Linked DNA regions of Mus musculus: all the other regions are linked to region 1. The links are chromatin loops, found by intact Hi-C in ENCODE. Cell type or tissue: left cerebral cortex. All regions are shown on one strand. Region 1 holds the start of Adcy1 (adenylate cyclase 1). Region 2 has its middle 98 kb from the start of Adcy1. Region 3 has its middle 160 kb from the start of Adcy1. Region 4 has its middle 3.5 kb from the start of Ramp3. Region 5 overlaps Adcy1 (adenylate cyclase 1). Region 6 overlaps Adcy1 (adenylate cyclase 1). Region 7 has its middle 53 kb from the start of Adcy1.

The links. Hi-C counts contacts between places; a loop is a spot of excess contacts. Peaks named below come from ENCODE experiments on the same cell type or tissue, not always from the same donor. Only the 100,000 strongest peaks of a DNase experiment are listed, where the experiment ranks them.
Region 2: a loop joins it to region 1, with 1.8 times the contacts of the local background. A loop is called at or near these places in 2 of 42 quality-filtered maps.
Region 3: it touches region 1 in a loop (2.8-fold over the local background); 4 of 42 quality-filtered maps call a loop at or near these places.
Region 4: it touches region 1 in a loop (2.3-fold over the local background); 4 of 42 quality-filtered maps call a loop at or near these places.
Region 5: it touches region 1 in a loop (4-fold over the local background); 5 of 42 quality-filtered maps call a loop at or near these places.
Region 6: a loop joins it to region 1, with 2.4 times the contacts of the local background. A loop is called at or near these places in 5 of 42 quality-filtered maps.
Region 7: a loop joins it to region 1, with 2.8 times the contacts of the local background. A loop is called at or near these places in 4 of 42 quality-filtered maps.

What each region holds. Positions count from the first base shown.
Region 1 is chr11:7,062,511-7,066,510 of GRCm38, reverse strand. It overlaps Adcy1 (adenylate cyclase 1), which reads right to left and starts at 3,078. Exons shown (of 20, transcript NM_009622.2): 1 at 2,276-3,078. The coding sequence starts at 2,911. In left cerebral cortex, a CTCF peak has its summit at 2,465; DNase peaks (open chromatin) are centred at 2,368, 2,658, 3,222, 3,748 and 4 more places; H3K4me3 peaks cover 3,677 bases; H3K27ac peaks cover 3,377 bases.
Region 2 is chr11:6,963,056-6,967,055 of GRCm38, reverse strand. No RefSeq gene overlaps it. Among named protein-coding and RNA genes, the nearest start is that of Adcy1, 98 kb to the left of the region's middle. In left cerebral cortex, no CTCF peak of the experiment used is centred here; DNase peaks (open chromatin) are centred at 492 and 2,398; H3K27ac peaks cover 1,682 bases.
Region 3 is chr11:6,897,626-6,901,625 of GRCm38, reverse strand. No RefSeq gene overlaps it. Among named protein-coding and RNA genes, the nearest start is that of Adcy1, 160 kb to the left of the region's middle. In left cerebral cortex, a CTCF peak has its summit at 2,078; DNase peaks (open chromatin) are centred at 422 and 2,106; H3K27ac peaks cover 2,314 bases.
Region 4 is chr11:6,652,986-6,656,985 of GRCm38, reverse strand. It overlaps the pseudogene Gm11978. Among named protein-coding and RNA genes, the nearest start is that of Ramp3, 3.5 kb to the left of the region's middle. In left cerebral cortex, CTCF peaks have their summits at 1,915 (motif pointing left) and 3,827; a DNase peak (open chromatin) is centred at 1,884.
Region 5 is chr11:7,138,612-7,142,611 of GRCm38, reverse strand. It overlaps Adcy1 (adenylate cyclase 1), which reads right to left. Exons shown (of 20, transcript NM_009622.2): 8 at 3,423-3,578. Among named protein-coding and RNA genes, the nearest start is that of Ccdc201, 48 kb to the left of the region's middle. In left cerebral cortex, a CTCF peak has its summit at 1,885 (motif pointing right); a DNase peak (open chromatin) is centred at 1,912.
Region 6 is chr11:7,132,716-7,136,715 of GRCm38, reverse strand. All of the region lies in intron 5 of Adcy1 (adenylate cyclase 1), which reads right to left. Among named protein-coding and RNA genes, the nearest start is that of Ccdc201, 54 kb to the left of the region's middle. In left cerebral cortex, a CTCF peak has its summit at 2,179; DNase peaks (open chromatin) are centred at 830, 1,273, 2,177 and 2,639; H3K27ac peaks cover 251 bases.
Region 7 is chr11:7,008,766-7,012,765 of GRCm38, reverse strand. No RefSeq gene overlaps it. Among named protein-coding and RNA genes, the nearest start is that of Adcy1, 53 kb to the left of the region's middle. In left cerebral cortex, no CTCF peak of the experiment used is centred here; DNase peaks (open chromatin) are centred at 410 and 1,723; H3K27ac peaks cover 318 bases.

The DNA of each region.
Region 1 (4,000 bases):
GAGCTGGTGGCTAGGCAAGCCCAGGCTCGCTTTTCTCAAGAATCCCTCCCCTCAAGAGCACTCCAAGGAAAGGGCCTGCTCGGCTACCTCACCTCAGAAGGCTCTGAGGACCCTCCTGAAGATGGGCCATGGTTCTGGAAGGGACTTGCTCCCCTGAACAGAGTAAGGAGACCCTCACAAGCGCACCTACACAAACCCCAGTACCAAGTGTCAGTTTGCTCTGAGCCTCTGCCCTTGACTGGAAGCTGGGGTTGTAGTTCTGAGACTGGGGTGTGAACCTGAGGTGGAGATCTCACAGGACTCAGCCCCAGCAGGCTCCTAACACCCTCAAACAGCATCCGACCCCTGTGTATGCAGCAAGGGCCACCCTGCAGCACGGCTTCCCTCCCTCCTTCTGCATCTGCCCCATGCCCTCTTGGGTACTGTCTGTCTAGAATTCGGAGGTGAGGAGGCAGGGCCATCAGCAAAAGGCTGTGCGGCAGCAGAGGTGACAGGGTCTGAAGGGAGGTGGCCACAGCCGTGAGGTACAGGCCTCTCAGATACTAAGTGGCAGAGTTCACTAACACACTGCAGGGTGCCTAGGATTTCCTGATGGGAAGACATTGAAATCTTTGGGGACCAGCTTCTCTTTACCTCAGGTTTTCCCACTTGGCCCCATTTATGTGTTGATAAGGGAGTAGAGGATAAAATGCCTTAGAAATGGCAGATTTTCAACACATGCTTTCCTTATGGACTTCTTACATTCAAACCATCTCTGTGGGAGGCAGCATCTTCCCTTGGGGAGGCGGGGGGGGGGGTGAGAAGGAGGCGGGGCAGAGGCTGAGTTTTGGTGAGGGAGGGATTTATATCAGATTGGAGGCTAGTCACGGGGAAACCTGGGTACCACAGGCTACCTAAGAACCCTTGTTTTCACAATGGGCTTCTTTCCCCCACTGAAATGACAAGGGCTCCTCTATCCCAGAGGGAGGGGCACTAGCACCTTTGCAGACTCCTCCCTAATCCTTTCTTTAAAAGGAATGCCTAGAGGCTGTGTAGAAGAGAAATAAAGAAACTAAGAACACAGCCTTTTAAGGCACCTAGAGAACCCACCACGGTCCTGAGTCTACAGCTGTCTCTCCAGCCCTACAGTGAATGCTCAGCAATAAACCTGTCATCATGGCCCCTAAGTCTAAGTACCGCTCCCTGCCATCAGAGTCTGGGTGTTTGTGTTGGTCTTACAGGCAGCAGGTACAGCTGACTGACAGTCACCTCTCTCAAAAACACCAGTTAGTGTCCCCCCAGTTTGGATTCTGTGCCTAGCCCAGCCCCCCACAACTTCCCATATGCTCGAAGAAGCTACCTTCTTTCCTTAGATGGACTCTCCCACCTTTCTGTCTCTCGTCTCCCTCCCACTGCTAGCCCTGGAACAAACCCCTCCCTCAGATGCCACGCCTGGGCAGGGCCAGCGAAGGGGAAGGTCCCAAACTCCTGGGAACAGCCTCCAGGTTCACCTCCACCTGCTTGGGTGCGGTGGTATGGGGAACGGGAACCTCTGGGGTCCAGGAGAATCCCCAGGAGGAGTCAAGTCCTATGCCCTTGGCCCGGCAGCCCCCTCGCCCACCCAAGTTGAAAGAGACAAAGTTCAGGCTCCATGGAGCCAGGGTTAGGACTGGGAGCAGAAGCTGTGGAGACCAGACTATGTGTGACCTTGGCAAACTCCTCTCCTTCAGGGCAGAATTCGGATTCACACCGGGGTGGTTAGCGATACTGGTGGGGTTCAAAGTGCTTCCCTTCCCACTAACTGCTCCCTCGGGTCCGCGAAATTGAGAAGCGAGCCCCAGATGCGCTCCAGGCGAGCTGGAGAGGAACCCAGGGGCTGCGCGCTCTGCCAGCCTAGAAGCCTGGCCTGGAGACCGCGCACCCTCCCACTTTTCAGTACCTCTACTGAGGGACACGGGTACAACCCGGCGCGGTGGATCAGGCTTGGGTCCCCCACTTGAGCTCGGTACCCTACTGCCTGACCTTGGGCCTGTCACCACCACCACCACCACCACACACCAGTCTCTCGTCTCCACCCTAAAGACGCTAGGGACTCTTATCTCGTAAGAAACACCGGGTGGAGGGTGCTAGCTCCTCCACTGCATCCTCAGTTTGCTGTTGACCTTGAACACCTGTCCCACCTTCAGAACCTCAGTTTCCCCACCTTCTCCATAGGAAGAACGTTAAACTCCTGCCACCTCCAGTGCTGCTGGCAGATGTGTCTCCAACCCAATGGGGGACTCGTGGTGCCACTTACCGTCCTCCAGAGACGTGGGCGCTTGGCAGGGACCAAGGCGGCTGTGACCAGTAAGTGCGAGGCAGCCACCACCAGCCCGAAGCCGATGGCCAGTAGGCTGCGCACGGGCAGCAAGGCATAGGACACGAAGGTGACCAAAAGGAGTTGCCAAACCCCCTGCTCGGCGACCGTCGAGCCCATTGCGCCTCCTGCAGAGCTCCTCGCGGGGCCGCCCAGCGCGAAGGGGCAGCAGAGTAGCGCGAAGGTGAGGCTGAAGAACAGCGCCAGCTGACCGACCTGCTGCAGCTGGGACACCTGCAGGGATCGGACATTGGTGACCACGAACAGCGCCAGGAAAAGGATGCAGTGCACTGGGTGCGACCCCTTGGCGAGGCCCGGCGCTGGCCCCGGTGCGCCCAGCAGCTCAGCCAGCGCCAGGGCGCCCGCCAGTAGGCTGAGCACAGCCAGCGCTTTCAGCGTGGCCGCCTGCTCCAGCCGCAACGTGTAGCCGCGGAACAGCGCCTCCAGCTCGGGGCACGCGAACTCCTCGCCACACGCCCGGAACCCACGCCGGCCGCCCGGCCCGGCCGCCCGCTCTGCGCCCCCGGGCTCGCCCGCGCCTCCGCCGCCGCCTTGGCCGCGCGGCGCCCCCGCCATCTCAGCGCCATGCAGCGGCCGCGGCCACGGGCGCGCCCCTCGCCGGCCCGGGGCGCCGGGGCGCCGGCCGGCGGCCCCGGGGCGGGCGGGCGGCGGGCGGCGAGGCGCCGGGGCGCGGGGCGGGCGGAGTTGGGGCGCCGGCTGCCCAGCGCGCGCGCCCCGAGCGCGTCCCCTCCCGCCCGCCGCGCCTGCGCACTGGCGCCCGCCCGCGCCCCGGCAGTGGTCCTCTGCGGCGACCGTGCTGCGACAGGCGAGCCCCAAGAGCCCCGATCCTGGGCGGACAGAGTCCGCGCCCAACTCAGCGCCCGGGATCCCGCACGCCCAAGGGGCCACGTGACCTTGGGCACCACTCCTGACTCTTTGAGCCTCGGTTTCCCCTCCTATGTACAGTGGAGCCCACCCCTCTATGAGTCTTCGGAGGCGTTTAAAAAACGCAGAAATTCCCAGTAGAGGGAGGAACAGCTCTGTTAGATTTGTATCCCCTCCGCAAGCAGAACCAGGTCACCCAAGAGGAGCCCTCACTCAGCTCCCAAGAGGACCCCTCACTCAGTGCCCACCGAGAAACCCCGAGAATCCCAGGTCACACATGCAAGGCGCTTTAAGTGACTGATTTGCCCACCACCTGGGTGGGTAGTGAAAGCTTTGCCTATTGACCTGAGCAAGAATAAAGCCCTGCAATGTCCAAGGAAGCTGTGAGGTCTAGGTGCAGGGATGGGTGAGGGAGGGCTGAAAGGAGAGATAAAATAGCGCGGCTCTCTCCTTAAATAGGAGCTGGCCATGCAAATGATGGCGAGACGTTTACTTCCAGCTGAACAAGTGGCAGGGACAGATTCGCCTCAGTTGCGGATCTTGGTGATGTCCATTCACTAAGGGAAGGGACCGGACAGAATTTCATTCGGTGCTCACTCAGGATGGCCCCCTGAGATCGCTCCCCTGTTCTCCTTTAGAGAGAGTCCCAGAGGACCCTGAGAGTAGAACAGATGCCAGGAGCTTGTGCCACCTCTGGATCCCACGGGTGCACCAGGAACTGTCTCTCACAAAATTTTGCAGCCCATATGCTGTTCTTCCTACTAGAGGCCCCGCTTCCAA
Region 2 (4,000 bases), 99 kb after region 1:
AGCCAGATATAATCACCCTGCCAACAAATAGATGACTAGTCACCGAGGTCACCATTTGTGGTGTTAGTTTCTGCTGCTCACAGAACAAGCAACCACTACAGCCAGGTCAGACTTAAACAGTTAGCAGGATCCACATTGCCAAGGCCATGTTTAATGTTCATCTCTGCAATAATAGTATCTCCAGTTCTAAACCTCATAGGTGATAATAGGGAAGTTTGGGAAGGGCTGACCGGTATCCATAAAAAGGGTATCTTAGCCACTTAGCTATTAAAACTCTCCTCTGCCAAGGCCACACGTTGGTGAGAATCCAGATTATTCACAGACATCTTCATGGTTCTTTCCTGAACACAGAAGTCTCTCCACACAACTGTTCTCTAGACCTCCTTATCATGGAACTTCAAATGAGATTCTTCCCAAGAATCGAATCCTTCAGCCAAACCACTAGCCATGGCTCTTTGACTCATACACAATCATATCATCTTGAAGTTTGGGATTTCAACAGTACAGATGTCACTTTTATAAGAGAAACATGATTTCTCATGTGTAGGCTGGAAAGAGTGACTCCTCTAAAAACCAACCTAGAGCTTCATAAGAAAAGTATTTTCTTACCTCTAAATAAAATCAGAAAAGCTAAGGCATTTACACAGACAGAATTTCTCCAGAGACTTCAGGTTTTCTCTCCCCACAAGGAACTACCCATTCATTCCTAACACAAAGAGGGTGTGTGTTCTCAGGTCCCATTTCCATCCTGAGAATGCTGCTGTCCTGACCCACTTGTGCTTGCTGGGATCTAATGGCAGAAGCAGAAAAAAAAAAAAAAAAACAGTGTTGGTCAGATCACCTGACGGGAGACCCAGTCTTCCAAGAGGACAATCCCAAAATTTGTCACTACTGTGGGAGACTCAGAGGCCAGCATCTCCTTCATCCAAGTGGGAGAGACGATTCCCTAGGATCAGTTGAAAGTTAGTGAGAGACTCAAGATCAGAAGCCACACTTCACATGGGCATGTGGATGCCCATATGACATGAATTGTTCATTTTGTATTGGTTACTTTTCTCATTGTGGAACCAGGTAACTGATTAAAAAAAAAAAAGTAAAAGCATCTTCTGGGAGGAAAGGCTTAATCACTTGAACCATAAAGTCCATCATAGTGGGAAAACTTGATGGCAGGAACAGCTTGGTCCATGACACCAAACAGGAGGCAGAGAAAGGGAACACCAGTGTTCGGCTGGATTTCTCATTTTCCCTCCTTCTATACTCAGACTAACCTCCAACTCCATTAAACGATGCTTCCACTACAGGGTGTAGCTTCTTTCCTCCATTAATTCTTTCTGGAAACTCCTTCCCAGACACATCTAGGCATGTATCTCTTAGGCGATTCTAAATGCAATCAAGTTGAATAAAGGTTACCCATCATACATTTCACACACACACACACACACACACACACACAACACACACACACACACACAAACAGACCAAATGCACATGACTGCCAAGAGCAGAGGAGCTGAGGCAGTGGGTCAATATTCCACTCTCCCTGTTTGATTTTCTAGATGTGTCATTCAGTCTGCATCTGCTAAGCACCTACCACATCTGGTGATGCAGAAGAGTGAGAGTAGGAGATTATAACCAGGTAGGACATTCAGAGTCAAAGTCTCAATGGCCTCATTCATTTACCTGGGTCCCACTTCCCAACACTTTCATTACATCTCTACACAGCACTGCCAACTGATGGTCTAGAGATCATCATGAGCCTATGGGAGACACTCATATTCAGACCATAACAATGGCTGTACTTAAAGATAGTCTTTTATGAGATAGTTAAGTCAAATGAAGTCAGTAAGGTAGACCCTAATACAACGTGATTGGGTATTCTTATGAGATGGAGAGACCTGGATGCAGACATTCAGGCAGAGACAATCACAGGAGGACATAGGCACACTGCATCCACAAGCCAAGAGAAGGACAACTCCTTGACCTTCCACAGCTGAGAAAATGTGTCTGTGGGTTAAGCCCCCAATCTGTGGCCATTTACTATGTATGTGGTCTTACCAGCAAGTGACCACACATTGAATCCGCCAAGGTAGAAGTAGTCATCCCCCACCTTCAAAGAGCAAGATTGGTCAGGCTCGAGTGTGGGCTCTTTGGCAGAAAGCCCAGCTTTACCAACATGGTGGGCCTTTGATTATTTCAGGCAGTTTGTATTCTCTGGGTCTAATTCTATTTGCTGATAGGGAACAATTGGAGGAGTTGGAGCAGCTTTCAAAGGTCAATTTGGAACACAAATAGCTGATTTATGTAATTAGCCATGTGCAATTACATGGAACTCCAGCAAGTGGCTTTTTCATGAACCAGATTGGCACCACCTGATTCTTATAAGCATAAATAGATCAAGTTGTTAAGTAACAAGTAATTAAAAGGAGCACATGATATTCTCTCTGGGTAACTCAGACTACCCACGTTTAATCTGGTTTCTGTACTGCTCAGCCAAATCAGAGAGAGGTGCAGTGAGGCTTTCAAAATGATGTGCTAGAGCTCTCTGTTGAATCCAAAGGGCCTCGAAGCACTCTTGTGATCCCAGCTGTCTTGGTCCATCCAGCTGCTGTAACAAAAATACCATGGATTGGATAATATATTTAGTGGAAATTTCTTTTTGGTTCTGGAGGCTAGGAAGCCCAATAAAGGCATGAATGGATTCAGGATTGTTTCCTCAAAAGGCAGAAGAACAAAGAAAGGGAGGGAGCTCACGGGCCCTCAGCTTCACAAATATTCAGATCATAGCACCAGCCAAAATGAACAGGAAGCTGTGAATGTCTGTACCATGATGTTAATGTTCCCAGATGTGTTCTTCGGGAAAAAAATCTAATGTTCTTTTAAAACAGCTATTTTTATTGTATTTGTGTGTATTTGTGTATGTGTGTGTGTGTGTGTGTGTGTGTGTGTGTGTGTGTACATGATACCATGAGTGCCCACAGGCCAGAGGTACTGGATCTCCCTGAAACTGGAGATACAGATGGCTGTGAGCTACCCATCGTGGATGCTAGGAATCAAGCTCAAGTCTGATGCAAGAACAGTAAGTTGCCCTTAACCAATGAGCCATCGCCCTAGTTCCAGGATTCCTAAGGTAAACACTGAGAAAAATGCAGATAACATTGGGACCAAGACAGCAAATTCCTCTATATAAAAACTTTGTGGAAGCTGTTAACAAAAGTAAATCTAACAACTATTTAAGTTGTCAAAGGGCCTGCCTGGAAAGCCGAGTTCCTAGGAAAGCACAAATGACTCATGAGTATGTGATGGAATGTGAATTTCACTAATGATCAAGGAATGTAGGCTGAAGAGATCCCTTCAGTGGTCCACACTTTGAGAGATCACGTAAAAGTCCATAGTGCATTTGGTTTTATCTGGATGGCCTCCACTTTACTTTTGTTTACTCTTAAAGTCAGTATGTTTGTGTACATCTAAGCTATGCAACACAGTATTATAAGATTATATAGAGTAATATATATTATTGTTATGTAATCTATATGGATTTAACATATCCATCTTCTCAGTTTCTCCTTTCCTCTGTAGGAAGAAAATAGATACCATGTACTCAGCAAAAGTTGGGAATGAAAAACCACTACAGTCCTGTGTTGGGCCCTAGGTATTTGACCCTGTTATCCAACATCTATGCTACTTCGTATCCTTTGTCCAATATCTACCTACCCTCCCCCAACACACAAACATCCTGGTAACCACTGCTGAAAGAAAGCTGCCTGTGAAGGCTTTCTCTCTCTCTCTCTCCCTCCTTCCCTCCCTCCCTCCTTGTCTTTCTCCCTCCCTCCCTCCCTCCCTCCCTCCCTCCCTCCCTCCCTCCCTCTCTTCCCCCTTCTCCCTCTCTCCCTCCCTCTCCTTCTTTCCCTCTCTCCCTCTCTCCCCTCTTTCTTCCTCTCTGCTCTTGTTGGAATTATAACTCTGACTCCTAAGCTAGTCTGCCTATTTAGACCCATGGATC
Region 3 (4,000 bases), 160 kb after region 1:
CAAAAAATATAGTGGATACAAATAGTGCCCCCCTTAAATATCCACCCAGGTATTTGAACCTGTGGATATGGACTCAAGTGCAAATAGATTCAAGTTAAGGTGAGGCCCTAGACTGGCGAACGGCTTCATTATGAGAAGAGCGACTTAGAGCCACACAGGGCAGAAGCTGGGTGGTCACAGAAGCAGAGGGTGGAGAGGCATTCTTCTGCAAGGAATGCCAAGAGGGCTGGAACTGAACTGCTCAAAGGACTGAAGCAGGAGCCCACCCCTGCGCGTATGGAGAGAGCACAGCCCTGCCCATAAACTGACCTGGGTTCTTAGGCTCCATAATGAGAAATCAGCGCCTGTTGTTTTTAGACACTCCGCTTGTGGTAGTTGCTAGGGAACCTAGGAGACTTATCTAGCATGCAGTGAAAAGACACTTGAGCAAAGGATTTCCCTGTGAAGGTAAGTCCAGGGCAGGAGGGATAACGAGGCTGTGTCTGACGTTCACCCGTCTCCCGCTTAGGTCATGGTAATTGTCTGAAACTCCAGCACTCAGCTCACTCCACTACTTACGATTTTGAAGTCCAGCCAAATGCCCTGGAAAGGCTTTTGGTGGCCCCATCTACCCACAACGGTTTTGTGAGGCCCAGGCAGACAAAACAGACACAGTCTGGATTGCAAAGGTCTCACCAAAGGTCTTTCCAAGACACCGCTGTGTTTAACCAGTCCCAACAGGGAACTTGCAGCACAGCTTAGTGTGTCAGGGAAGTCACTGGCTCAGAGTTCTAGCCCCTCCTTGACTCCCCTTGCTGTCCTTTTACCCTCAGAATGTGTTCCCAGGCCCTCCAGAACCAGGGCCACTCTGCCCAGAGGTGTGCACGCATCCTGAATGTCTAACCGCACCTCTCCTTGCTTTCTGACTCTCTTGACAATTTTACAGCAGGAAATTTGTACCAAGGGAAATGAGAATTGAAAATGCCGGATGGACGGCTGATTGCACATGCAAACCACTGCAGGAGATCAGATGCAAGGCGGCGGCAGCAATGTCTTTGTATTTACTGAGACTTGAAATGTTTGCGTTGCTTAGTGGAATCCTGGTGAGCTGCGGGCATAGCCTTTGATGCTTACGCCGTATGAAAATTCATTTGTGCGCTCAGCTAGCTCTGGGGAAATACCCTGATCTTTGGCGAGGTGAGCTTTATAGATGCTCGGCTTGTGAGACAGTTTCCTTGTTCCCACAGACTTGGGTGGTTCCTTCTAAACATCTTACTTAAGAGCAAAATACCTTTCTCTTCTCTTGTTTCTGCCCTGCATTCATCCGCTTGCCATTACTCTAACGATGTGTCTGCGGCAGACCATTTTTATTAAGAAGTTCATTTAGCTCAGCTTCAGAGGCTGAAAAATCTAAATATGGTTCAAGCTTCATCAATCACATCAGGTCAAGAGCACACCTGTCTGTGTGGCCTCCTGCCTTCTCTTTATAAATTCACCCTAAGGACCTAATTTCATATTAGTCATTTTTCTAAGTCTCCGCCTTTCCACGCCATAGGCTAAACTTTCACCTCCTTGGAGCTGGGCTATAGCTCCGTGTTAGGGCACTGGCCTCCCACGTGAGACACCATGGGTTCCGTTGCCAACGTTGCAAACCCAGAGGTTGCCATTCTCAACCGACCTTGGGGTTAACCTCTTTCTTGCTGTGTTCACACTCTAGCACTGCCCTTCCCTATCAGGGTCTCTTCTGTACAGAGAGGAGCATCATGCACAGAATAAAATTGGCACTGGAACCTGCCATCAGGAAATGCCAGGTTCCAGTCCCCAGGCGCATGTCTAAAAGCTCTGAGCTCCTGTTAGATCACATACATGCAAAGACAATCAAGGAATGTTTGTAAAGCCAGAGGAAGAAACGCCCAGAAGCACGTGACTGTCTGTGTGCCCCAGGTTCCCTCCCCAAGCCTGGTCCTCTCACTGTTTTTAAACAAGGAAGACTAGTTTTATCCTCTTTCTCCTCACGTCAGACAAAAAGCGATAAAGGGTCCGGTCGGGAGCAGATGGTTATCTGAAATACTGGCTTTGCTGGGAGGCGCTAGGGGGCTCATCTTCCTTCACAGGCAGCTTCTCAGTGCTGCTTGGAAGCTACAAGGATTGGCGAAGGGTGGAGGAAGGCTGGGCCAAGTGTACCAGCCATCTGGAGCTGAAAGCTATTCTGGTCCTGATCTGAAGAGATGGGGAGCCGGCACCCTAGGTCTTGGAAGGGAAGGTGTCCTGAGGGTGGGGTGGAGGCAAAGAACAACAGGAGAGCAGAAGGTGGTGGCTTCGTGGGCTGGAAGCAGTTGGGCACTCTAGGCATATCACCAGTGTTTACTGATTTCTACAGAGATTCTTGATACACTCCCAGATCCACCCAAGACACAAACAGCTTGTCCCCAGTGACACAGGTGGTCTCCTCCTACATTGATCCTGAAGGGATAAATGCACATCACCCACCACATAGAAACCGATGGGGCCATTCTGTCAGTCCAGTCTGTAGAAAAGGCGTGTGTCTGCTCTTCCATAGTGGGCTTTAAAGACAAGATCAGGCCTCACTCAGTGGTTCCCCTTCACCTTGCTCTTGATGCTTTGTGTCTTGTAGCTGACACCGTCTGTGATGAGAGGCACTTAGTGCTCTCTAATCGGAAGCCTTCCCTTCCCCAGGGACCTGGTGCTGATGCTGCATCCTGAGAAGCTACATTGTGTCTCTAGGAAAGCAGCTCCAGGAGAACCTTCTACTTTTTCTGAATTGGTGTCTGGAGGTGATAGCATTTCATCCCGGTGGTTCAGGGTGAACAGGAAACATTGACTCGAAAATTGACCCAACAGAGTTAACAAAGAGTTGGCTAAGATACTTTTCAGAGTGAAGGTAATGGAGGAGTTCTCCTTTCCAATAACTGTAAATGATTAAAGACTAAAACAGACATTTTTCTTTTGGATAGATTTAACCAGGCCCCATTATCTGGGGTGTGTTGCTCACTGTTGACTTACGACCCCATGCTGCTGCTCCACTACCTCCTTGTGTCTCACTGTCTAGCTGTAGGCAATGTCCTTGGCCCCCAGCCAGCCAAGAATATCATTGAGCACCATGGATGCAGGCATGTCCAGATGTGTCTGTAATCAATACACAACTGTTATTCCCTCTGATTGCAAGGGAAACTTGCCACATGCCCACATCACTCCTGAACTCCACCTGTGTTTTAGGAGGGCCATTCTTAAGTGCAGAGCAGAGAGCTCTCACATGAGTCTCCTGCTCCAGAACATTCATTTATGTCTAGTTGTTCGGTACAAACCTGCTCTCCCCACCCACCCTGATGAGCAGGGTAGTCTCTCCACAGCCAAGCAGAGCTTGAGAGGACTTCAGTGACCACACTTCCAAATGAGGAAAGAAGGACATGCTAACATCCCTTAGGCCCCTGACCAGGCATCACTCACTTTGTCCTTATGATACTGCATGAAATAGACACATATGTGTTGAGTGGTGCGTGACACTGGCTTCCACTTCTTGCAAGAGTGTGCCGCAGGGCAACATGTATCCAGGGTTTAGAGTGCCAGGTAGCAGTACAGACTTTTACCTAGTGTCCTTTCATGTCCCAGGACCCCACTGAAGATTCTCCATTGCATCAGTCACCTTCCATGCTCAGGATCCTCTTGGCCATAGCAAGTGCTAAGGTCAGGCGCTTTGGGTGGCCTTGACAGATATGACGAGTACCATCAGGTACTTGTAGAGTGTCTCTTGGTTGAGATTTGCTTAGTGCTCTCTTTGTGATTAGAGAAGGGTTATGGCTTATTAGGAAGAAGACCACAGAGGTAATATGCCTGCCACCTCCCCATATGACATCAGGGTGCCCACTGTCACCATGGCATCATAAATGGTGCCAGCCTTCATCACCCAGTAGTGTTTGTCATTGTCCACTGCTGTCAGCTCTGCCCTGCATCTCTTTCTAGACACTAGGTGTAGCGTGGGCTTGAGAAGCAGAACGGTGAG
Region 4 (4,000 bases), 410 kb after region 1:
GAACGCACACCTCGGGTGGGCACTACTCGGGCAGCTGAATGCAGGACCTGCTCACTGGCTCTGCTGTGGAGAAAGCTCACTCAGTCCACAGAGGTGAGTCCCAACACCTCAGCTACACAGGGCTGCCCATGCCCCTGGTATGCCCCAAGGGCCTCTAATCCTGCTGAGCCGCAGCCTATGTCACACCTTCAAAGCAGATGAGGAAGGACGGTACCAAAGGGAGGTCAGTGCCATAGCCACCATTCAGCCTTCCTGACGTAGGGACCGCCCGCTCTTCCCATCCCCCTCCCTCCCGGGCCCCCGGGCCCTGGCTAGGCTGCACATGTGGCATGGTACAGAACTGTCTCCTTCACTCGGAGTCACGGCTCCTCTCTCCAGACCTGTCCAGATCCTGCTCTCTATTCTACATAATGACTGACTGACCCCTGGGACCCCAGCGGTGTCAAGCAGGACAGTGTGAGCCAGGGCTGGTCAGAGCCAAGCTGCCTTTGACAGTCTGTCCACCACAGAGATCCTGTGACCATAGGGATACAGGGCTGAGAGACAGAATTCCCTCTCGGAGATAGCAGTCACTGTGGAGAAGCCTCTGAGGACATGACAAGGGACTCATGGCTGTCACAGACTCCCATTGCTCTTCCACAAGATCCTGACTCCTGGCCTGAAGCAGGCATCCGTCTCTGATGGCTGTGACCCTCAGGCTCAGCGGCAGTAAGTGATTAATAACATGGAGCACTCATTTCCTTGCTCAGCACTCGGTAGGGCTGGCTTGGGGGAAAACCCAAGCTGTGTACGGCATCCCTAGGGTAGAGAGCTTACCTGATGGTCCAGACCCGACAGGAACATGGTTGAGGATAGGGCTTGAGCAATGCCAACCAAACCTGCCCCACACACTAGAGCAGGACGAATTCCCCTGCCCTAGGGTTTTCGGCAGGTGAGGTGATGAACACACTAGAGATGAAGATGGGTTGTCCTGGCAGAACAGGACCTGAGGAAGTGAAGCATGGGGCTGGAGCGAGACCACTCGGCTGGTGCCTAAAGTCAGAATGTCCGTGAGCTGGAGCTCTGTAAATGTCAGAAATGCTGGCCATCTGCTGGGGCCATCACTCTGAGGACAAGAGCATATTAATTGATGAGCCTTGGAACTCCTGGAGCCACCGTGGGTCAGGAGGCCCCACAATAGCTACTGCATCCCTCGTACACCTCTCAGCCCACCAGTGAGGTTGCCAAGGTTGCTGTTGATCTTTGCTGTTTTTCCATCTACAACGGGAATGGCCACTCCTCCCACACATGTGTGCACGCATCTATATTCTCAGACTCGTCAGGCTGAGCCGTCTTGAGCCTGCATCTTGTGCTCTAGGGTTCTCTTACCCCGACATCGTTCACCAGCCTTTAGACCAACTTCCCAATTCAAGGCACTGTGGCCAGCCAATTACTCTTCCTCTTAAATGTTTAAGGAGTTCTCCTCCACGATCGGCTTCTAAGAGGACATTGTGATCAGATAGCACCCCATTTCCACCTGACAGAAATGCACAGTATCTTGCCTGGCCCTCTCCCTGAACTGGACACTTCTGCCACATAGCTGCACACAGAGGCACATGTGCATGCAATGTGTGCACGAGCACGTGTGCACACATACATATGCACGTTGCACATACAGCACGCACATATGTACACACATATACAATACACATACACATTTACACATGATACACACAACCACACACATATGAGACACATACACAAATCACACACAGATATACTAACCAGACCTATCACACATACACACACACACACACACACACACACACACACTCAAGAAGCATCAGAGATTAGTTTCTTCTCCCATCCAACGAGACTGCCTCAGAGGCATTCCTGATGATTTGGCGCCCCCTGCTGGAATAACATTTAAGTAACTCAGTCTGTGGTAGATGAGGTAGACTTAACATACTTGCAGAAGGGAGAATTACATAAAGGAATGTTTCTGACCCAGCCTACAACTCACTATCCAATTCTGTCTTCTTTTTAAAATGTATTTTAATTAACACATAGTAATAATACATATTTATAAGGTCCAATGAGGCTCTTCAATACAATGCATAATGACCAAGTCAGGGAAACTGGCCTATTGTCTCAGACAGACAGCCTTTCTTTCTGTTGAGAACCTTTACAACCCACTCTACTGACTACATTAAAATATTCATTTTAAATCACTGTCAATCACAGTAATTCTATGCTGTAAAACATTTTGAAGAGACTGGAGAGATGGCTCAGTGGTTAAGAGTTCTGGCTGCTCTTGCAGAGGAGGTGGGTTTGTTCCCAGCACCCACCAGATGCAGTTCCAGGGGATCCGACACCCTCTTTTGACCTCTGCAAGCACCAGGCATGTACATGCAGGCAAAATACTCATGCCTATAAAATAAGCATCCCTTAAAATTGTAGTAGAGCATTAGAAAGCTTATCCTTCCTGTCCCTCATAGTTTCATAAATGTCAGAACCTGGACACGCCAGGGAAGAGGGACTCTTGGCTGAGGGACTGAGCTGCCTCCATCAGACTGGTCTGTGGACTTGTCCGTGGAGCATTGTCTTGCTGATTGGTGTGGAAGAGCCCAGCACACTGTGACTGACGCCACCCCTGGACAGGTGTGCCTCGGTTACATAAGAATCAAGGCACTGAGCAGTGTTCCTCCGTGGTTTCTGCCTCATGCCCCTGCCTGAGCTTCTGCCTTGGCTTCTCTTGATGGTGGACTGTAATCTTGTAAAATGAAATAAGCCCTCCCTCTCCTTCCCCTCCCCGCTCCCGGCCGTGTGGCTGTTAGTCATGGTGTTTATCACAGCCACAGAGAAGCAAACTAGATCTCTGCCATCCATGTGCACACACACCCATTACCCAGCCACTCTAGGAAACATTAGTCTGGTCTCTGGTTCTTTGAGAGCAACATTATTCTGCTTAGTGTCACACCCCCTCCCCCTCCCAGGCCATCTAAGGCTACCTCATGAGACTCTTCAACAGATAGATAGATAGATAGATAGATAGATAGATAGATAGATAGATAGATAGATAGATGGATGCATAGATGGATACACGGATGGATGGATGGATGGATGGATGGATGGATGGATGGATGGATGCATACATGCATGCATGCATGGATACACAGATGGATGGATGCATGAATGGATGCATGGATGCATAGATGGATACACAGATGGATGGATGGATGCATTCATGCATGCATGCATGGAAGGAATGCATCACCCCACTCCCTTCCTGTAAGGTTTCTGCTGAGCAGTCTGCTCTTTGTGAGGATTCTGTCACATATGAGTCTTCAGCTTGCTGCTTGATGAGTCTCTTCTCATCATGCTTTCAGCAATGACAGGCCTCAAAGAGGATCTTTCTTATTGAATCTGTTGCAGGTCCCCTAAAGCTTCTTGGTATCTTTTCATTCCCCAAAAATAGTTTTCAGCAGTTGGGTCACTGAATAGGTTTTCTATGCCATGTCCCTCCTCCTTCTAGACCACTCTTTATGTTAGTTGTAGGTTTCTTCATTTCTTTTTTTTTCTTTAAGATTTATTTATTTATTATATGTAAGTACACTGTAGCTGTCTTCAGACACACCAGAAGAGGACATCAGATCTCATTACAGGTGGTTGTGAGCCACCATGTGGTTGCTGGGATTTGAACTTCAGACCTTCGGAAGAGCAGTCGGGTACTCTTACCCACTGAGCCATCTCACCAGCCCAGTTTCTTCATTTCTAACTTATGTATCTGGTTGATTTGTCTACATGTATGACAGTGTACCACATGCATGCAGTACCTGTGCCCACCAGAAGAGGATGTCAGATCCCCTTGCAACTATGAGTTCCAGAAAGTTGTGAGCCACCAAGAGGGTCCTGAAAAACAAACCTGGGCCGGGCAGTGGTGGCACACACCTTTAATCCCAGCACTTGGGAGGCAGAGGCAGGTGGGTTTCTGGGTTTGAGGCCAGCCTGGTCTACAGAG
Region 5 (4,000 bases), 76 kb before region 1:
CAGAAAAGGCTCATCTCGTGGTGACCACCAGCTTTACATACAGAAGAAGACAGAAGATGAGAAGCAATCCAGAACACTTGATTTCTATATCATGCACACAAGTGTCTCTTATGTGCTTTAAATCAATAAGCTTAGATTTAAAGCTATACAAAACATGAGAGAGAGAGAGAGAGAGAGAGAGAGAGAGAGAGAGAGAGAGAGAGAGAGAGAGAGAGAGAGAGAAAATATGGAGAGATTTCTGGGTGGAGAACAGAGAAACAAATGTTTCAACTATCAGAAAGCAAGAATAAAGAAAGCCCCTGTGCCAACTGTGGCCCTTAGCAGCCACTTCTGCTGATATCGTCATAATCTCTGACCAGTGGCACATCCTCTTGAGCAAAGCCAAGACACACCAGACACATTTTACAGCATGCCCAGGAATTAAAACGTACTCACACCAACAAAAGTACCATGGCCTTCTTCAGCTAATAAAAACAGAAAAGCCCCGGATAGCGATGCCATCCATATAAGGAGTCTCTCCTCAGTTAGAAGTCTATGCAGTCTGAAAGCTCAACTTGTCAGTGACACAAGGACAACTGCATGATACATCGGGGCAAGAGAAGGAGAAACAGTCAGACAAACTGCTTCTACAACATAATGAAGTTCCTTCAAGCATACCCAGTCCCCCACACTTAGGACACAGAGAGGGTCACAGTATCATGCCTTTATGGGGGTGGGGAGGATGACAAATGTTTTTCATTTGCTTTTCTGGTGCTTTTTTTTTATTTAGAGATGTCATCCATAACAAATACCTTCGTGGGCAGGAAAGTATCCAAAGGCCAAAAGAGAACGGCTGTAAACGTGTTTGGGGGCCTGGGTTACACTGACGGGATTCATCCAAGAGGTACTAACAGCAGCAGCTGCAAGGCCTGGAGAAGAAACTGCAAGCGTGTGGAAGAGGCACTGCCTGGGGGCTCAGTCCATGGCTAGAGCTTGGGAAAAGAAATTATCTATAAATTCCTTTATTAAATTATTAAAAGGACATCATTTCAGTGACACTTTGTAGAACACAGTGGAACAGGCTTCATTCAAGACCTTGCAGGAAGGGCAGGGGCCATGCAAACAGGCTCTTGGATGTGGCCCAGCAGCTGGGGATGTACAGTCAAGGAGAAAGGAGGGCTCTATGGACATCTACTCAGGGTAGACATCAGAAGTCAGAAGCATTCTGGGTAAGTGAGCAGGATTCCTGCTAAGATTGCTCTGGGTGAGCACACGTCTCCAGGACAGGGTATGGGATGAAGAACCCAGCAGACACTGAAGCTGATGAGAGGTTAAGGAAGGAAGATTCTTACTAAGGCAATGAACACCAGATCTCCTGACACCATCATGGTGTGTGTGTGTGTGTGTGTGTGTGTGTGTGTGTGTGTGTATGGGGGGGGGGGTGTCTGTGTATGCCTATGTGAATGTCTGCTATCTACATGACTAAGGCTAAACTTCCTACTACCTGTGACAGAAGCCAAGCTTTTAATAATGCAGCCTCCAGCTGCCTGGCACACATAAAGACTAATTCTTCCTGACCCGATCCACCATGAATGAAGTCCTTAAATATTATCAGATAAAGTTCTAGCAAAGAGGAACTCCCATATGCCACAGATCCTTGTGACAAGGAACCACCATTAGCAAGAGGCAACAGAACCTTGCTTTGTCCTGAAAAATACCTCTAACTATACCAGGAAGTTTCTCTAAATGGTATAAAATCGGTGATGTCAGAGAAAGCAGTGGTGGGAAAGGAAGTAGGGTGGAACCAACAGACACCAGGTAAAGCCAGTGTAACCTCAAAGGGCTACACAGAGAGGGAGATGGGGAGCCCCACTTCAGGCTCAAATACTAGTGGATTCAGTGGCTGTGGTCAAGAGCATCCACAAGGGGGCATTAGAGCCCTAAAGTGCACCCCATGCTCTTTGGTATGCCTCCAGTAAGAAACAATGTAGGGCCTTCCTTCCCCAGAAGGGAAATCCCAGTCACTGACCATGTGTGGCTGAAGTGAAGCCCTAGACACCACCACCACCACATGCCCAGAAGATCTGAAGACCCACAAGTGACTGCCTGACTCATCCGAGACAGAAAGCCCTGGTGTGGGAGACGGACCACCACACTGGAGCCTCGTCCCTGGCTCAGCATTTGCTGCCAGTTTTGCTGTCCCCTGCATCAAAAACAACGCAGAAAAGGCTCTGGGCATCTGTGGGATTACAGATGATGACAGGCAAGGTAAAAGGTAAAACAAAAGCAAGCTGCTCAAAGGAAACAGATGTTTCTGGGACAAGAAACTATCTCTTAAAAAATCTCAGTGAGAGGGCCAAGGAGCAAGCTTAGTGGCTAAAGCAGCTGCCAGGTAAAGCAAGAGTAAGGACAGGAACGCAGCTCCCACAACCAAGTCAAAGCCAGGTGGGCGCGGCAGCCAAGCAGGGACAGCGGATGCTTTGAGTCAGTTGACTAGTTAGACTGGCAGTCTGGGCGAGCTCTGGGTTCCATTGGAAGACCCTGCTTCCAAGAATAACGTGGAGAACAATTGAAGATGCCCAACATCAACCTTCAGCCTCCATTTGCCTGTGTACACACACACACACACACACACACACACACACACACACACACACAAACAATGCACACCACATATACATTAAAATCAAAATTAAATAAAAATCTTGGGCCAGCGAGATGGCTCAGCAGGGGAAGATGTCTGCCGCCAGGTTTGATGACTGAGTTTGGGCCCCAGAACCCACAGAGTAGAAGGAGAAAACCAACTCCTGCAAGCTGTCCTCTGACTTCCACGCGCATCCCATAGGACACAGGCAAGTGTATGCATACCCACCCACAAATATCATAAAGTTAGAAATAATCCCAGCGAGCAGACAAAACAGGGGTTATTGTGACTGGCATATTTATGAATCCCTGGGTTCAATCCCCTGCGTGAAATAAAACCAGATGTGATGGTGCACATTTGTAATCCCCACACCTGGGAGGTAGAGGAGGAGAGTCAGAAGTTCTAGGTCCATCCTCAGCTACATAGTGAGTTTCCAGGCAAGCCTGTGGTTTCTGACATGGGAATACAACTCCATAAGGGAATTATTCATAAAAAAACAAAGACTGCCTGGAATGTTTAAGAATTTTGAAATGTTGTATAGAAATGTTAGATGGTAGAGTTGAGAAACCCTTTGCAGAAAACAGAAGGAAAGAGGTGGGGGGGCGGGGGTGGATCTTGTGTCAGCTCAAGAACTCCAATAGCCACATAATAGGCTTTCCAGGAAAAATAAAAGAAGAAAGCGGGGAATGTGAGCTTAGACCTAGATAAACACAAAATACAACGCAATATAAAGCCGTGTGCAGCAGCAGTGGCAGCAGCAGCGAGTGCTCCAGCCGAGCGGCACCTCAGCCTTCTCTACCTTGTCGTCATCCTCGCAGGTCATCACGTTGGAGAAGGGGATCTCAGCCTTGAACATTTTCCGGCAGTGCATGAGCTGCACCAGCAGATAGCACACAGTCTTGAACTTCATCCTCTTGGCTGGTTTGATATCCGAGAGAATCAAGCCTGGGAATATCTACCAAACACAAGCATAGGGGAAAATACCGTCAGTACCCAGGGATCTACCAGGTACCCAGCAAGGAAGACTTCAAGCCAGAGGAAAAGCGCTGGGGCTCAGAGGAAATGGCACCTCAAAGCTCCCTTGTCCCAGCATGCTTTGTTCTACACCCAAGAGGACCCACAGGCCAGAGGACTAGGTGGTAGGGCAAGCCTCTGCCTAACAGACTGTCACGGAGAGCAGTCTGCTCACCCCATGGCTTTCTCAAGACCAAATGAGCCAATATAGAAGGGAAAGCCCCCGGGCTCAGGACTAGCTTGTTCTTCCTCGGTATCCATCATCTGACACTGAGCCCAAAGCCGTTTCTCCCACAGCAGCTCTGAGCCCAGAAAGGACGAAGGACCCAAAGTAGCCCAGTCATCCCCAGTTTTCTGACTCCA
Region 6 (4,000 bases), 70 kb before region 1:
CACTGAGGCTGTGATCATATGGCAAACAGTACAGCCTTTAGTGGGCCTCAGCCTGCTCCACCCTATACCCTTTGTTATCACCTAGGAGGGCTCTGGCGGCCACATTTTCAGTAATAAAATAGCATGTATGTATTGACCCAGCTCTCCCTCTACCTTCTCCCTGACTTCTGTTTACAAACTGCCCACCCTAGTCCCAGCAGGAACACCTGCACAGCATATCTCCACACCCTCTGGCCAGCCCTGAGGCCCCACCAGGTGCTCCCTTGAGTGGTCTTCCAACAGGACAGCTGTCCCTGAGTCTGTGTTTGGGTAGGCAAGATGCCAAAGCCAGATGCAGCCCAAGGGCAGGGACCTGCATTGCTAATACTGATCAGTTAGTTTCAATGACCTCCAGAAGAGAATGTGCAGGTCAGACTATTGTTAAGGCTTTAAGAGCCATTTTGTTTTACACATAAGTGAAACTTTAAAAAATTTAACTTTATTCCCAGGAGTCTGCCAATCTCTGGTAAGAGACCCTAAAGATAGAATTTGACTTTCAAAACCCACATGAGCAATGTTGGAGAAGACACCTGTCCTTAGTGTTCTAGGATACATTCACCGCTTCCGTTTCTGCAGCCACAAAAGGCAAGGCAGTCTGGGGACTGCTGGGACATGCGTTTGCCCTGTCCACAAATGTCCCCGAGCTCCCTTGGGCGTTCCAAGTCAGCGGTTCTGGATCCCTGAAAGCTGGGATCTGCCAAAGTCCACATGGCCCCACATGTCTGGCACCCAGCAACTCCTGACAACACTCAGTCTTTCCTGGCAGCTTCTGCCTCTGGTAAATCAAAGCTGGCACCATCGAATCCACAGCACCCCAGAGAGTGTCTTCTAAAGAAACAGATCCAGCTGTTCAGCTGTGGCTCCGCGTGGCTCCCTGTACACAGGCATGTTCTGTCCAAATCCAACAAAACCCTTCACTTCACTTCCCGGACACCAAGATTTCCATATTCCTTTGTTCATCCTACGTGTCTTTCTTGTGTCTGATCTCAGAGATGCTTTTTTATCACAGGTATTTTCTATGAAGGAACAATGCGGTCCTGGCCCTGACCTTCGGTGCTGGGTCCCAATAGGATGAAGCCAACCCTCCCGCCCTCCCAGTACACTGGCTGACATAAAACCCTGAGCAAAGATGAAAGGCCACATCTCTGTTCTGTTCAGCAAGAACCTACTGAGTTCACGCCTCTTGGCCATTCTTCCAAGCACTACAGATGCAGCTGTGTACACAAAGGAAAAAAAAAAAGTAAAAGGGAGGAACGGACACTCTAAAGGGTGATTTGCTGTCAGCTAGGCAGAATTTTTCCAGAAGTGATGACAACGCATTTGCCTGAGGCAACCCCTAGTCTCCATCCTAGCATGATAGAAGAACACAGCAAACACTTTCAACACAATATGTCCAAATGTGCGCCCTGGACTTGTGGGCTCTTAACTGCCCCTCCAGGGCCTTGGCTTCACCATCTATAGGAATGCAATCATCAGCTATAATATACAGGCTAGGAGTCCCCAGGTCCCCTAAACGTTATGACAGATTCTCTGAGGAGAGTGGGATTTTGGGGAAGACACACAGCACCCTCACCCTCCACCCCACAGAAAACTGCTTCTTAAAAATATCCACAAGGCTGACCCTAAAACCCAGACTCCAGTAATTAGACATAGTAATCCTTTAGGTTAGTCTATACTGAGAAACTGTGCCGTGTCCTGCGGCTCACACACACCCAGCTTAAGAAAGAGATACCTGGGCATCCGAACTTCAGCCTGGAGACCACCAGCTACTGACTTCCGGATGGCACAGGCTGTCCTCACCAGCTCAAAGTAGACCTCTTGGGGGATACCTATGAATTTTCCGTTAGCTTACTTCATTGTAGCAGTTGAAAGATACACAACTCAAAAGCAGGGTCACTGCTAGATAAAAATCTATTTAGGAAAAAGGTACACTGAGCCCTTGGAGGGCATGTGGAAGAAGACCGTGGTCATTGTTCCCATCTCACATGTGGCAGCAGGGGCTTCCCTGTGACAGAGACAGACTTGGACAGGCCCGTGGGCAGCACAGCAGAGGGAATCCTGGGGAAATCTGGCAGTGGAGGGCCTCCCTCTTTGGGGATGGCTCCCTCTGTCTGGGGGCTGGTGAGTCAGCCCCTGCAGAGGCTGCTGAAATCCTCCCACTCAGCTACTGCATCCGAGAAACACTCAGTCCTTCGTCACAACCACCGCTTCTCCATTCACAGGCAAAGGATGGAGCATTCCAGGAAAATGAAGCTCACCCCAGGCTGGGAACCAGGAACCTGCCAGCTCCTCTGCAGCCTCTGCAATCAGAGGTCCTGGGATCATTCAGAAAAATGGAGAGGGAGGGGTACAAGTAGAAAACGGAGAGGGCATAGATGACATGAGGGTGAGAAAAGTCCCAGTGACCTCTGCCACAGAAGCCTGTCCTTGTGGGCATCTGGGAGCAGAGCTCAGGAGGGGTTACTCGAATGCCTAAGCATCATAGAAGTCCTTGAGAGGCCCTTCAATAAAGGCCAAGGGTAGCCTCATCATTAGGATGTAGGAGCCGCCTGCCCTGCCAGCCCTGACATAACCGTTGAGGACATGGCTCTAAAACCCTTTTTTCTAGGGTATTGCATTGCAAGGATGTATAATCAAGGAACACAGATGCTCTACAATTTAGCTTAGCAGGTCTCGCTGTCCCACTTTGGGTCCACTCCAGAGCTGTCTATGATTACAAGCCTGGGACAGACCATGCCCTTTACCTCTGAACCAATCAATGAAAAGAAAACAGGCATGTGTGGCCTGAGTTTAAAGGTTAGAAAGGAAAAATTCAGTAAATGTTTGTGTCTATTTTACCCCATAGGTATGAACGGTCTAGGAGGTAAGATAACTAGATGTTTATACAGTCGTTGAAAAGGAAGGGTCCTGATGCTCCAGGCTGGGGAGAAATCAGGACCAGTCTGAGAGCGTTCTATCTGCATCTACATCTGGAGCAATGCTTGTCCTGGCTCTTACAGTTAGGCCTTTCTTCTCTAGGCCGTGCTCCTTTCCTGCCCTAGCCCATCCTGTAGGCACAAGTGTCAAAATGGATTATCACGCTTTCAACAGTCTGCAATCCTGTTGCAGTTACTGCCAGCAAAGCCTCGACTGGACTTAGCAGCTGATCTTGGAGCCCTGACATAGCATTGTCAGGGAATAGTAGCCTACCCACTACCCTTTATCACTGTACCATGAATCTAAGAGATGTGCGGGAAATGGTTCCAGGAAAAAATTCCAGAATCTTCCAATAACCATGCTGGTCTTTGGGTCCAGTCAGAACTCTCCAACCTACAGAAGACCTGTGGCCCCTGAAAATGCTGGCGAGTCCTGGGACTGGGCTACGCTGTCCATCACTCAGGGATCTTTTGGAAAACGAGGTCATTTCAGAATCTACAGAATCCAAGTCCTCTGGCTTCCTCTAGATAATGGGAGCTATTCCCGGTCCAGATGGCTCCAGACAGAAGGAAGATGTAGCTAAGGGCAAAGGCATTGCCCCCACATTGGTACATACAGTGCAAGGCCCAGCATGGCCTCTGCACGTTCGTGTGCTCCAGCATTGACTCCACTCATGCTCCTGACACCACAGTGGTTCCTAGACTCTCCACTCCAAGGTCAAGAAACAAAGACACATGACATTCTGCTTTGCCTGGACATGCTGGTCCTCTTGATAAATATGTTCTGTCTTGTATGTTTCTGTGCAGGGAAAACACAACACAGGAACAAACACAGGCTGGTATGGCCAGAAGGGAAGGTGCCAGTTGTCATATGGAGCCTTCCCGGGAGATCTAGAAGCCAGCCAATGCTGAGCACACATGGGCTATCCCTGGCTCTGTGCAATTCCCACAGGAAGAAAGGTTGTTAGCAGTCTCTTGGATCAAGAGTCAGAAATTCAGGTCATATAGGACTCTAGGATTGTGTGATTTTGAGGCTGAGGGACTTT
Region 7 (4,000 bases), 54 kb after region 1:
ATCAATGGGAGGAGAGGTTCTTGGTCTTGCGAAGATCATGTGCTCCAGTACAGAGGAATGCCAGGGCCAGGAAGTGGGAGTGGGTGACTTGGGGAGCAGGGCAAGGGGAGGGTATAGTGGGCTTTGGGGATATCATTTGCAATGTAAATGAAGAAAATATATAATTAAAAAAAGAAGAAAAAAGGTGGTCATGCACCGCTCAAAAAAAGAAAGGAAGAAAGAAAGAAAGGAAGGAAGGAAGGAAGGAAGGAAGGAAGGAAGGAAGGAAGGAAGGAGAAAAGTATTGTCTATGTCCTCTTATAACTACAAAGTTTATTATAGCGCTTTTTAAAAGATCCTTCTGCAAATACAACCATGCTCATCTGTTCCCATTTACTCCCACTCTTCAACTCCTCGTCCTCCAAGATGAAAGACAAAACATCACGTCTTTAAGAAGAAGATTGGCCTTGTGCTCTAGCCCACAGCTCACCATGTTCCACTTAAAACTAATACTACACAAGTCAGAGCACATGTGAGTCCTATTTTTAATTGTTAAATAATTAGAAGAAAAGCATTGCTTAACTTAAAGGAGCAATCTACTTCAGATGCCTCCCAACACAAGAGAAGGCATCTCTTTCAAAATGGATGAAATTATTTTTAAATAATCCCTAATGCATTTTGCATCCTTCCTGTACTTATTAATAAATTCTGGGATTCTTCTGAGTACTAGCAAAAAGAATGTAGACATTATAAATTAAAAATTAAGACCCCAATTTTGCAAATGTCAGCTTGGAAAGTGACTTACTTTTTCTTCACCTTTTCCTAGTTTCCTAACATGAAAGGTTGAATATAGATTTGGGATTGTACTTTTTAAAGATTTGATTATTCTGTGTGTCTGAGTGTTTTGTCTGCATGTGTGCCTGTGCACCACATGCATGCAGTGCCCTCGGAAGTCAGAAGGGGACTCCAAACACTACAGAAGGTTGTGAGGGGCTGCATGGGGGTTGAGAAGCCTAAGGCTGGTCCTCTGCAAGATCAGCCGGTGCTCTTAACTACTAACCCATCTCTCCAGCCCTATCTCCTTTTTCAATACAAGCATTTATGGAATAAAACTTTCTTCATTTACTAGGATAGCTGCATCCTGCATATTTCTATGTTTTTCTTCTTATTCCATTTAGACTGTTTCCCTGCCCTGCCCCAGACTTTCCGTGGGGCTCACAGGTGGCTTAAGAAGATATAGTTTAATTTCCAGGTATTTGGAGATTTCTCTCCCTCTGTTTCTGATTTCTGTTTCAATTCCATCATATCTAGAATGTACCACGCAGTTTCAGTTTTACCTAATACATTAACGTTTAATTTTGGTTCAGTGTATCTATTAGAGTGAGTAGTCCCTGTTTATTGGAAAAGACTGTTCCTGCTCTATGGTGTAATATTTTCTACATCCATTAGATGCGATTGGTTAGAGAACTTAATTTTTCTGTGTTCTTGCTGCCTTTTTGTCTGCTCTATAAGTCGCGGAGAGAGGCATATTGAAATATCCCACTATTATCATAGGACTGTTGTTTGCAATTTTGCCCACATGGTTTTAATTTCTGTAATTTTAAGTGAGTTCACACTCAGAGTCATGTTCTATTGACCCTTTTCAGTTAGGTAGTGTGGCTCTCTGTCCCGGTAATATTCTATGCTCTGCAGTCTATGTTGCCTGGTAACAGTACAGACTCCACACTTCCTATTCAGTTTTCACACTGTGGCATTTTTCTAGCTTTCTACTTCCAGTCTTGCTGTATCATGGCATTTGAAATAAGTTCCTTCCAAATAACAGAGATTTGAGACAGTTCTTTAAAAAAAAATCTATCTAAACATTCTCTGTCGTTTACTTGGTGTGGTTACCAAGCAATGATTTCTGGATAGGACTCCAATCGCTCAGAAAATAAAAGCAAGAAGCGACAAACAGAACTGGATCGAATTAAAAAGCTACTGCACCACCAAGGAAACAATCAATATAAACAAGTGAGGGCCTACAGCATGAAGAAAGACCTTCCTGCTAGGCATCATTAATTCCAGATTACATGAAGAACCCAAAAAGGGCCATTAGTGAAAGGACAAATAACCCAATCAATAAATCAATGGAAAATATGGAAACAGTCAGTTCTTAAAAGAACTCATACAAACCCCTGGTAACTGTCTGGGGAAAGAAAAAACCCTCAATACCTGCAGCTGTCAGTGGTTCAAGAGCAGCCTGAGCTACACAGAAAGACTCTATCAAGGGAAGACGAAAGAGACACAGCCCCTTAACCCCAGTCAGAATGGCTATTATTAATGAAGAACAACAATAAAAGGGGGGGAGTGGACAGCTGATGAGGACACTGGGTAAAAGGACCCTGCTGCCATGGCCATTGGTTGTCAGCTTGACTCTGAGCACCTGGGCATGCCTGTCAGAGATTTTCTTGACTGGATCATTTGAGAGCAGATGATGCACACTAAGCCTGGGCCACACATCCTGGTGGTGGTAGCCCAGACAAAAGGACCTGGAAGAAGGAAGATTTGGCTTTTCTCCTGCTTGTCCTCACACTTCTTGCCAAGGTATCTACCCCATTGCAGAGTCATTCCTTCACCTGTGTTAGAACCCACTTCCTCAGGATTCCAACACAAACTGAAGACCAGCAGCTCTCTGGGAATTCCCCAGCGCTTCCGCACCAGATTGAGACTACTGAGACATCCAGCCCGGTGGACTGAACAGCTACCAGACTCCTTGCCTTTCCACCAGGACTGCAGCCTGTGAGCTACTGTAATCTCTCTGTCTCTGTCTCTGTCTCTGTCTCTGTCTCTGTCTCTGTCTCTGTCTCTTTCCCTTCCCTCCCTCTGTTCCCCTCCCCCTTCCCTTCTTCCCTCCTTCCCTCTCCCACCCCACACATTCATTCTCTCAGTTCCCTCCCTCTCCTGCCCAGCACATTTGTTCTCTCAGTTCTCCCTCTGGAGTACCCTGATGAGCACATTTGTGTGTGGCTGACAGAAATAGAAACTTCTAGAAACATTATAGAAAACCTAATAGGTTCCTGAAAATAGATTCACCGTACAATGCAGGTACACACCACTCCTGAAGAAATCAAAGTCAACCATACAACAGAGACACCTACACACCAGGCACAGGCATCAGCAGAGTGTCCATCAATGAGTGAAGTGCGCGTTTTATACCACATAAACAATGAGATTCTCTCCTTGCAGGAAAATGATGGAAGAGGAGGTCAGCACACTGTGTGGAGCAAGCCGACCTGAGAAAAACAAATGCCACAGGCTTTCTCTCATATGGGGGGGGGGGGGAGGGAAGAGACAAGAAAGAAGACAGTATAGGCTATTGGAGCAAAGGAAAGGATGGAAGAGGAAGGAGACAGGAGACCTCTTCCAGGAGAAGCAGGGAGGTGCGTGTAGCAGGCCTCCGCACGCATAGGAAGGCCACAGCAAAACCTTTCATCTGTATAATGAGTATGAGGCAAGTAGCTCAGGCCACTTATATTTGACATCCTCATCACTAAGTTTGAATTTAAATCTACCACTTTATTTGGCTTGATGTTGTTGTTGTTGTTGTTGTTTTTCTTCCCTCCTGTATTTGCTCTCTCATGTTATGCATTCTGGTTTTGTTTGGATTTCATCTGGATTTGTGTAGCAATGGCTTCGGGATTATAAAATGCATTCTTACCACTTCCCTTCACTTAGAATCCATATTTTACCACCTCAGCAGGACTGTAGAATGTGTGTGATTGCAGACACTCCTTATCACCCACCCCACCACTATTTTGTAATGAGTCTAGGAAGATATTCAGTTGCTAAAGCTTGCATTGCAAGCATGAAGACCTGAATTGAAAAAAGAAAGAAAGAAAGAAAGAAAGAAAGAAAGAAAGAAAGGAAGGAAGGAAGGAAGGAAGGAAGGAAGGAAGGAAGGAAGGAAGGAAGGAAGGAAGGAAAGAAAGAAAGAAAGAAAGAAAGAAAGAAAGAAAGAAAGAAAGAAAGAAAGAAAGAAAGA